Regions from separate parts of the Homo sapiens genome. Here region 1 is linked to region 2. The links are chromatin contacts, found by Hi-C or POLR2A ChIA-PET in ENCODE. All regions are on one chromosome and are shown on one strand. The core of a region is the stretch at or near the end of the contact, and the rest is flanking DNA. Distances in the headings are between cores, read along the strand shown.

The links. Hi-C counts contacts between places; a loop is a spot of excess contacts on that map. ChIA-PET counts read pairs that join two places held with the same protein, here RNA polymerase II (POLR2A). Pooled maps may share reads with other maps.
Region 1: a loop to region 2 is called in a map of adrenal gland, with 2.2 times the contacts of the local background. The contact joins two enhancer-like sites. A Hi-C loop is called at or near these places in 1 of 168 maps with a recorded cell type or tissue (adrenal gland) and 11 of 50 pooled maps. POLR2A ChIA-PET finds 5 or more read pairs at or near these places in 2 of 52 experiments (AG04449 and PC-9).

The regions. Positions count from the first base shown.
Region 1 is chr5:148,806,831-148,810,639 of GRCh38, reverse strand. No RefSeq gene overlaps it. Among named protein-coding and RNA genes, the nearest start is that of ADRB2, 18 kb to the left of the region's middle. RefSeq lists enhancers at 1,048-1,097, 1,148-1,197 and a silencer at 1,488-1,567. Within about 2 kb of position 1,604, at least 13 of the 41 ENCODE cell types and tissues checked have a DNase peak (open chromatin) inside an H3K27ac peak, as active enhancers do.
Region 2 is chr5:149,036,522-149,040,148 of GRCh38, reverse strand. SH3TC2 (SH3 domain and tetratricopeptide repeats 2) reads left to right here. Exons shown (of 17, transcript NM_024577.4): 8 at 1,659-1,854. Among named protein-coding and RNA genes, the nearest start is that of MIR584, 24 kb to the left of the region's middle. Within about 2 kb of position 2,213, at least 3 of the 41 ENCODE cell types and tissues checked have a DNase peak (open chromatin) inside an H3K27ac peak, as active enhancers do.

The sequences.
Region 1 (3,809 bases), core at 355-2,854, 230 kb after region 2:
AAAACAGGATGTTTTTACTGTATCCATACTGAGGACTTTTCTCATGGCCCCATCCTGTTTTTACTGTATGGACCTGGGCCTGGGGAGAGGGAGGGATGAGTACATGGATCACAGAAGAGCAGTGAAACTATTTTTAGGGCAGTGAAACTATTCTGTAGGATACCATAATGTTAGATGTAAGATATGTCACTCTACATTTGTCAAAACCCTTGGCATGTACATCAAGAATGAACCTTAACATAAACTGTGGAGTTTGGATGATTATGATTTGACTGTATAGGTTCGTCGATTGTAACAAATATACCTCTTTGGTGTGGGATGTTGCTAGTAGGGAAGGCTGTGTGTGTGTGGGTGTGTGTGTGTGAGGGCAGTGAGTGTAAGGAAAATCTCTGTATTTTCTACTCAGTTTTACTGTGAACCTCTGCTTTAAAAAATAAAGTCTAATATTATTATTATTTGAGACAGGGTCTCACTCTGTCACCAGGCTGGAGTGCAGTGGTGAGATCTTGACTCACTGCAACCTTTGCCTCCCGGCTAAAGTGATCCTTCCACCTCAGCCTCCTGAGTAGCTGGGACCACTGCATCCAGCTAATTTTGTATTTTTTGTAGAGATGGGGTTTCACCATATTGCTCAGGCTGGAAGTCTATTATTTTTTTAGAAAGGTGGCTCTGTGCCAGCTGATCTGAAGCAATATTTAAAATACATCAAGAAGTAAAAAAGTGAATTGTACAAGTGTGAGTAGCATGTCTCCATTTGTGTAAACAAACAGTTGTATGTGGCATCTATCCAACATAAATGCTCACCATAGGAATATGTGTATATAAATTCAATAAATTAGTCTAATGTACAATGACATTTTATGCTGTAGTTCAAAGAATGAACTAGATATATATGCTGGTACATAAAGATCTCCCAGATATGAAGTAAGAAAGGTTGAAACAAAACTACGTAAAATATCGCCTTTTAGTATAAGTAACACGTGTTTATATTCACAAACATATTTTGGAAAGTAGAAGCAATTAACAACGTATATATAACATAGGGGACTAGGGACTGGGGCATGGGACCTGTGGAGCGGCCCCGACAGTATACTTTTACTTTCATTTTGGTACTCACCTGTTTTGTTTGAGTTTTTACTATGACTACTATTAAAAAGTGCAATTCAGTAAAAACAAAACCGAAAATCAAAACTAATGCTCCACAGATTTCTTGAATATAGTGTCATGGCCACAAGAGTCCTTTCCTTCATCTCCTCTTTTTTTGGGTGGAGAAATTGAGAAGCAAAAGTTAACAAACTCAATAATAAATCTGTGACTATAGCGACCAAGAGTGGGGGTGGGGCAACGATGTGCCGCAGATAACAGCAAAGAAGTAAAAGTAGAAATTGTTAGAATTTTTAGTAACTTGGAGGGGAAAAGAGGAAGGATGTGAGAAGAAACCAGGAAATGAAAATAAAGATGGCAAAAACTTGAACAAATGAGGAAGGTGCTAGAGAAAAGCCTGAGCTTGCTCAAGCAGTTTCTGGGGCTTATTTTTTGTCCTGAGTGTATGTGACTGCATGTCTCTGTGTATGTCTGCTGATGTGGCCGTTTTTGACAGCCTGGTGGATTAACAGGGCTATAAATCATTCTGTCTCAGAGTTGGAGTGCCCTGAGGGATTACTTTGCTCAGCAGAGCGCCACTTTGGCAGAGGGACCTCAAAGGCAGACAGACACCAAGGAGGGTGGGAGGTCTTGGTCCCCACCCCGGCTGGTGCTGCTCCACTTCTGGCTGCTTTCTGTATCCTGCTTCTGCGTAAATTTGTATTTGTGCAAATCTTCCATTGCTGAAAAATATCCACTGACATACCAACCCTTTCTTAATACAAACAGGGAAACAGGTCCTTAGTGAGGAAAGAATTTGAGAAATATCACAGAGGTAGTAGGAGAAACAGGTCTAGAATATATGGTTTCTGACTCTCAATCTCTGTTACTGATTTATTTTACCTTTTAGCTGAGCCAGAAAAGAAAAGGAAAAGGCCTGAAGGGAAGTTTAAATTTCAGTGGCTTAAGTGGAAAAGGGGATATTCCTAGGGAAAAACAATATTAGACTTGCAAAAACCAATAAGGAGAAAAATTATCAGTAACTATAATAGAATAGACAAAAGAGGAAAATTGCACTCAAATATTTTCGCGGGTGAATTGAACCGTAAAACTAATATTTAAAGATTCAAATGTCAGGGATTTAAATAAATTTTGCCAATGCAACCAAAAAGTGTAACAATTTGATTACCTCTTCTGGGTCAGTCACTTTGCAAGGTGCTGTTGATACAATGGTGAGTAATTCAGACACAATTGCTGTCCTCAACGGTCTGCAGTTGTGTGTATAGTTTGTTGGTTTGAACAAAACAAGAACATGCAATTGCTTATATGAATGATCCTTCAATTCACTCTTGAGCTGCCAATTATTTGCAAAGCTCAGCAAATACTGATATGCACTGACTCATAAAAAGATGTTGGTCTCAGCCTCTGTGAAGTTCAGAGTCAAGATTAAAATCAGCCACTCAGGGGAGCCTGTTGAGGAGGAGAGACCTAAAGTACTTCTTACTGGTTACTGGAAAATGGAGGAGAGACTGGGTAAACAGAGCAGCCACGGGAGCAAAGCAGAGTGTTGCTAAGAGGGAAGGGAAAGAGGAAGAACAGAGGCTACTGCCCCTTGGAGGGCTCTGACATGCTGATATGCTTCACTCGGCTGACATGCTGAGTGAAGCAGCAGGTCAGTGACCAACAAGCCCTGAGGATGCAGCACAGACCCTCAAAACCCCAGAATCCTAAAGCTGGGACTGCCATGCAAGACCCAGGAGTCCAATTCTCCCTGCACAGATGAGAAGCCTGAGGCCCACAGGTGGGAAGTGGCTTATAATTGTCACATGCAAATTGGAGGCAGTGCAGGGATCAGAACCCAGGACTCACAGCTGAGGACTTTTCTCATGGCCCCATCCTATCCTGTGAAAGGAACATGACAGTAACTAAAGACAGGATGTTTTGAAGTCAGATAGACCTGGATTTGCATCCCAATTCTGCCACTTGCTGCTGACTGTATGATCTTGGGAAAGTGTGTCTATTAACCTTGGTCCCTTCATCTGTAGAATGGGGATTGTATAAAGGCTTGTCTCCAAGATAACCATCCTGGATTCCTTGTATCCTTCATGCACATGCCATTGCCCCATCAAGAAGTGGAGTTTATTCTTCCACCTCCTCGAATGTGGTCTGACCTGTGACTGCTACGTCCAGTGAATTCAGTGAAAGTGAGGCTGCCAGTTATGGAGCTAGGCTTTTAGGGGACTGGCAACTTCTGCCTGTCTCACCAGAACTGCTTGCTCTGGGGAAAGTCCTCCACTATGTAAGAAGTATACTATTCAGAGACCTCCATGCTATGAAGAAGCCCAAAGTAGCCATGCGATGGAGCAGCTGCATGGAGACAGATCCCCCACCCAGCCTACTCCAGCCACCAGCTCTTTTAAGATTGTTTGTTACACAGCAGTAGGTAACGGGAGCACTTACCACCTGAGACTATTGTGTGGATTCACGAGACAACTATTTAGACAGGGCCTGGCACATGGTGAAACTGAATAAATGCTACCTTTTTATTTTCATGAATTTAAAATAAAGAAACTCCCAGCACCTCCACCGTAAGTCTCTTAGAATAACTGAATAACTGTCTGCAGCACCCCTAATGGATGCATTTGCAGACCACACAGAACAAGCCCCATCGCTCCTCTGTCCCACAGCTCATGGGCCTCTGGAGACAGCCCTGCATGTCCCTCACA
Region 2 (3,627 bases), core at 964-3,463:
GTACTCAGTAAAAATTTGTTGAATAAATGAATTATATACACACACACACACAATTTAAGTAATCTGTATGTGTGTATACACACATATCTGTAAGTACTGTAGATCCATATCTACTGGATAATGAAGTCCAACACTTTTTAGACATCTAGAAATACCTTCTGTTCATCTTCATCTTTAGAACTCCCCTTCACCTCCCTCCCACACACTCCTACCACAAAGTACAATTTTATAAGTGCTGAGCCCAAATAACACAAAAAAAGAAATAGGATTATGGAACCCAGACATCAGATCTAATAAATTACTGATGACAAACAAGATTTTTAGCTTCCTAAAGCAGTACAGCCTTGTAGTTAGAACGCAAGGCTTTGAAGTCTATTCTGGTTCAAATTCTGGCTCCTTGACTTAAAACCAGTGTGATCTTGGCCAATCCACCTGCCCTATGTTGCAACTTCCTCATTAGTAAAATGATACAATAAAACCAACTTAAATGTTGTTATGAGAACCAAACAAAATGACATCCATAAATCACTTTGCACAGTTTCTCTTACAATGTAGATATTTAACACATGGTAGATCCCATCGACCCACAAAATAGTGAGAATTTCTGATCTTGAAAACACAATCTAGAAACTTGACCAAAAATGTCAGAAAAAATAGGCTAGTAGCTTTAGCAGAGAAGCTAAAGCAAATATGGAAACTGAGGCACATAAAAGCCTTTATCTCCACCAGGATTAATGGAGAGGCTAACCAGCAGCCTGAAGACTTAAGCTCTAGACTCAGTTTTGCCATGCATAAGATCCTTAGACAAATCTCATACCCTCTCTCTCCCTCCGTAACCTGGGAAAAGGGGATTCTGATAGTTTCCGTGCCCTTTGAAGCTCTTGAGAAGACCTGAGAAAGTGAGTGCAAATTGTACTTTGTAAACTGGACAGAAAAACATTCATCAAAAGGTCATTGCTAGATCCTAGGTAGGCAATTTATCAGATTGAGTACCATAGTCTGAAAGGGAGTCTTTTAGATCCTTCTAAGTCATTAGCAGCTTTCTATTCCACCAGTGGTAATAAGGCTAATGTTTATTGAGGGTTGACCAGGTACCAGGCATTGTGCACTGTATCTCTTTGATTCTCTTTAATATTTATAAGCAGCAGGTATTCCTATTATCCCCATTTTCCAGTTGGGGAGACTGAGGGTCATAGAGGCCAAAGGAGCTGGAAGGACATGGAGAGCTTCTCTGGTCGAGTGGTTCTCACACACTGGTCTGTGGATTTGTGCCAACCATGACAAAGCATTTACATTACAGTGGCAAAATCAGACAAACCAGGACAATACAGTGAGCTTTCCAGTTTCCCATAAGCTATGTTTATTCATTTTTAAGGCATATCCGCTATCTGAGAATCTTTTTTTGTGTTTGTTAAAACATTTTTTCTTTGGTGAAAGTGGATTGTAGTTCTTTTAAAAATATGTCCTAGTTTGGCAAAATGAAAAGCAAATTGTCCTGTGTCATTCCTGCCAATTTTTGGGTGGGGAGGGGAGTGAAATGTTACTGGTCCTTGACATTCTAAAGTCTGGGAACCCCTCATTTTCTATTGCATTGGAAGGTGATGGGAGGCTCAGCTGTTCATGTCTTCTGTAGCTGATCTGTGTGCTATTTTCCACAGGCAGAGGACGCTGTAAGGCCTTGACGGGTTATGAGCCAGGAGAAAAGGATGAACTGAATTTCTACCAGGGAGAAAGCATTGAGATCATCGGCTTTGTCATACCTGGGCTTCAGTGGTTCATTGGAAAGTCGACAAGTTCAGGACAAGTGGGCTTTGTCCCCACCAGGAACATAGATCCTGATTCTTATTCCCCAATGTGAGTATTGACAGTGAGCATGTCCTGGAGCTGGGCTCCCTTTCCCAGGGTTCCCTCCCCTCTTTGAGCAGATTTGCAGTTGAGCTTCGAGGGTGCCCTGGTGACATGGAGCCAGAAAAGCACATGCTGACACCAAGGTTGATACAGAGAGTGATAGAAAGGAGAGAATGCGTCAGTTCAGTTTATTTTAACAGGTGGTCACTGAGGACTTCCTCTGTGCAAGGAGGGAAGCAAAACTCCAAGACAAAGGGCATGCTGTTAGGCACTGAGGGTGTGGTTTTGGTACTTGGATCCTGCTACCCACACTGTCTAACCACAGGGCCCCTTCAGAGGAAGGGCACACACGGGGAGAAATAGATTAGCAGCATGCTGATCCCACATAGGGCTGGGAGGTGGGTCCCATGTAGATCTTCACTCATTCAGCTTTCAAGCTGAATGCCAATGTGTGACTTCAGCATTGGCTAGGAGGGCAGAGTGTTTCTCTTACTCTTTTCTGCCTTGAATCCAGAAAGGCTGGTTCTGAGGAGCAGACCCATCTGCCTGGCCAATCAGGAGAAGGTGATCAGCCTGCTCCACCCACCCTGTCATGGAAGGACAGAGATATCGGGTATTGCTCCATCTTTTTGGAGTGGGCTTCCTATGTGGGGATAGGAAACAGTAGAAAGCCTGGGCGCAGGAAGTACACGAGGAAAGGGAGAGTTGGCTCCTAACACTGACACAACATAGCGCCCTACACTGGGAAAATGTGGCCCCAGAAATGTCTAACGATCTGAACAGAGACTTAAATTCTTTCTCTTGTGGGAAATAGCCAATGAAGAGAGCAGACCAAGGGGCAGAAGCTCCCTGTAAGCCCTGCCCTTCGTGGGGAGAGGAGGAGACAGAAGGTTATTTTTTTTCTATGTAGAAATGTGGGAGTCCAAATAACTATAAACAAGGAAGACCACTCACTGAGCTCCTGGAGAGGTATGGAGAACTATCGGGACTTGTAAGGAAGAAAAGGATATCAAGAGAACTTCATGAAGAAGGGGACATGTGAATTAAGCTTTGCACAATGTAAAATATTTCAACAGATGTTGATGGGAAAAGAGGTCATAGGTAGGAAAGTGAGTCAGTGCTTGAAGAACGACTCATGTAGTTTGGAGGAAGTTACCAGAAGGTCACTGGTGCAGCAAAGGTGGGTCCATGCTCTGGAAACCTGGGAATGCCTGTGTGAGGGCCCTTTCCTTAACCTGGCAGAGAATGGGGAGCTACTGCATGTCTCTGAGCAAGGGTGACATATTATATGACTGGACCTTTTCTCTAGGAAATGAAACCTGGCTTTGGGGGAGGCATGCATCATCAGGGGGAATCTGGAGGCAGGAGACCAGCGAGAAGCCCACGGTGGCACTTAGAAAAGGGTGAGAATGGAGAGGAAGGCCACTGCTGAGGACCAATGGACAGGAAGTCAAAGATTCCAGGAGCTTTACAAATATGGACACCTGTGTTCTGCCTCCAGAGGCTGTTGTGTAACTGGTCTGGATGGAGGCTGGGCAATTATATTGATAAAAGCTCCCCAGGTGGGGCTGGTGGGCAACCAAGGTGAGAACATTGCTCTGAACCACCCCTTCATGTTACCACAGGGGGAACAGAGGACCCCAGGGATGAAGGAGCTGAACCCAAGGCCTTCCCTCTGGAACTTTAGAATCCTGACATTAAATCCAGTGAGCTCTCATTAAATGTCCTGGTGATTTTAAATCCTGACATGAAATCCAATACATTCTGGTGAGAAGTCCC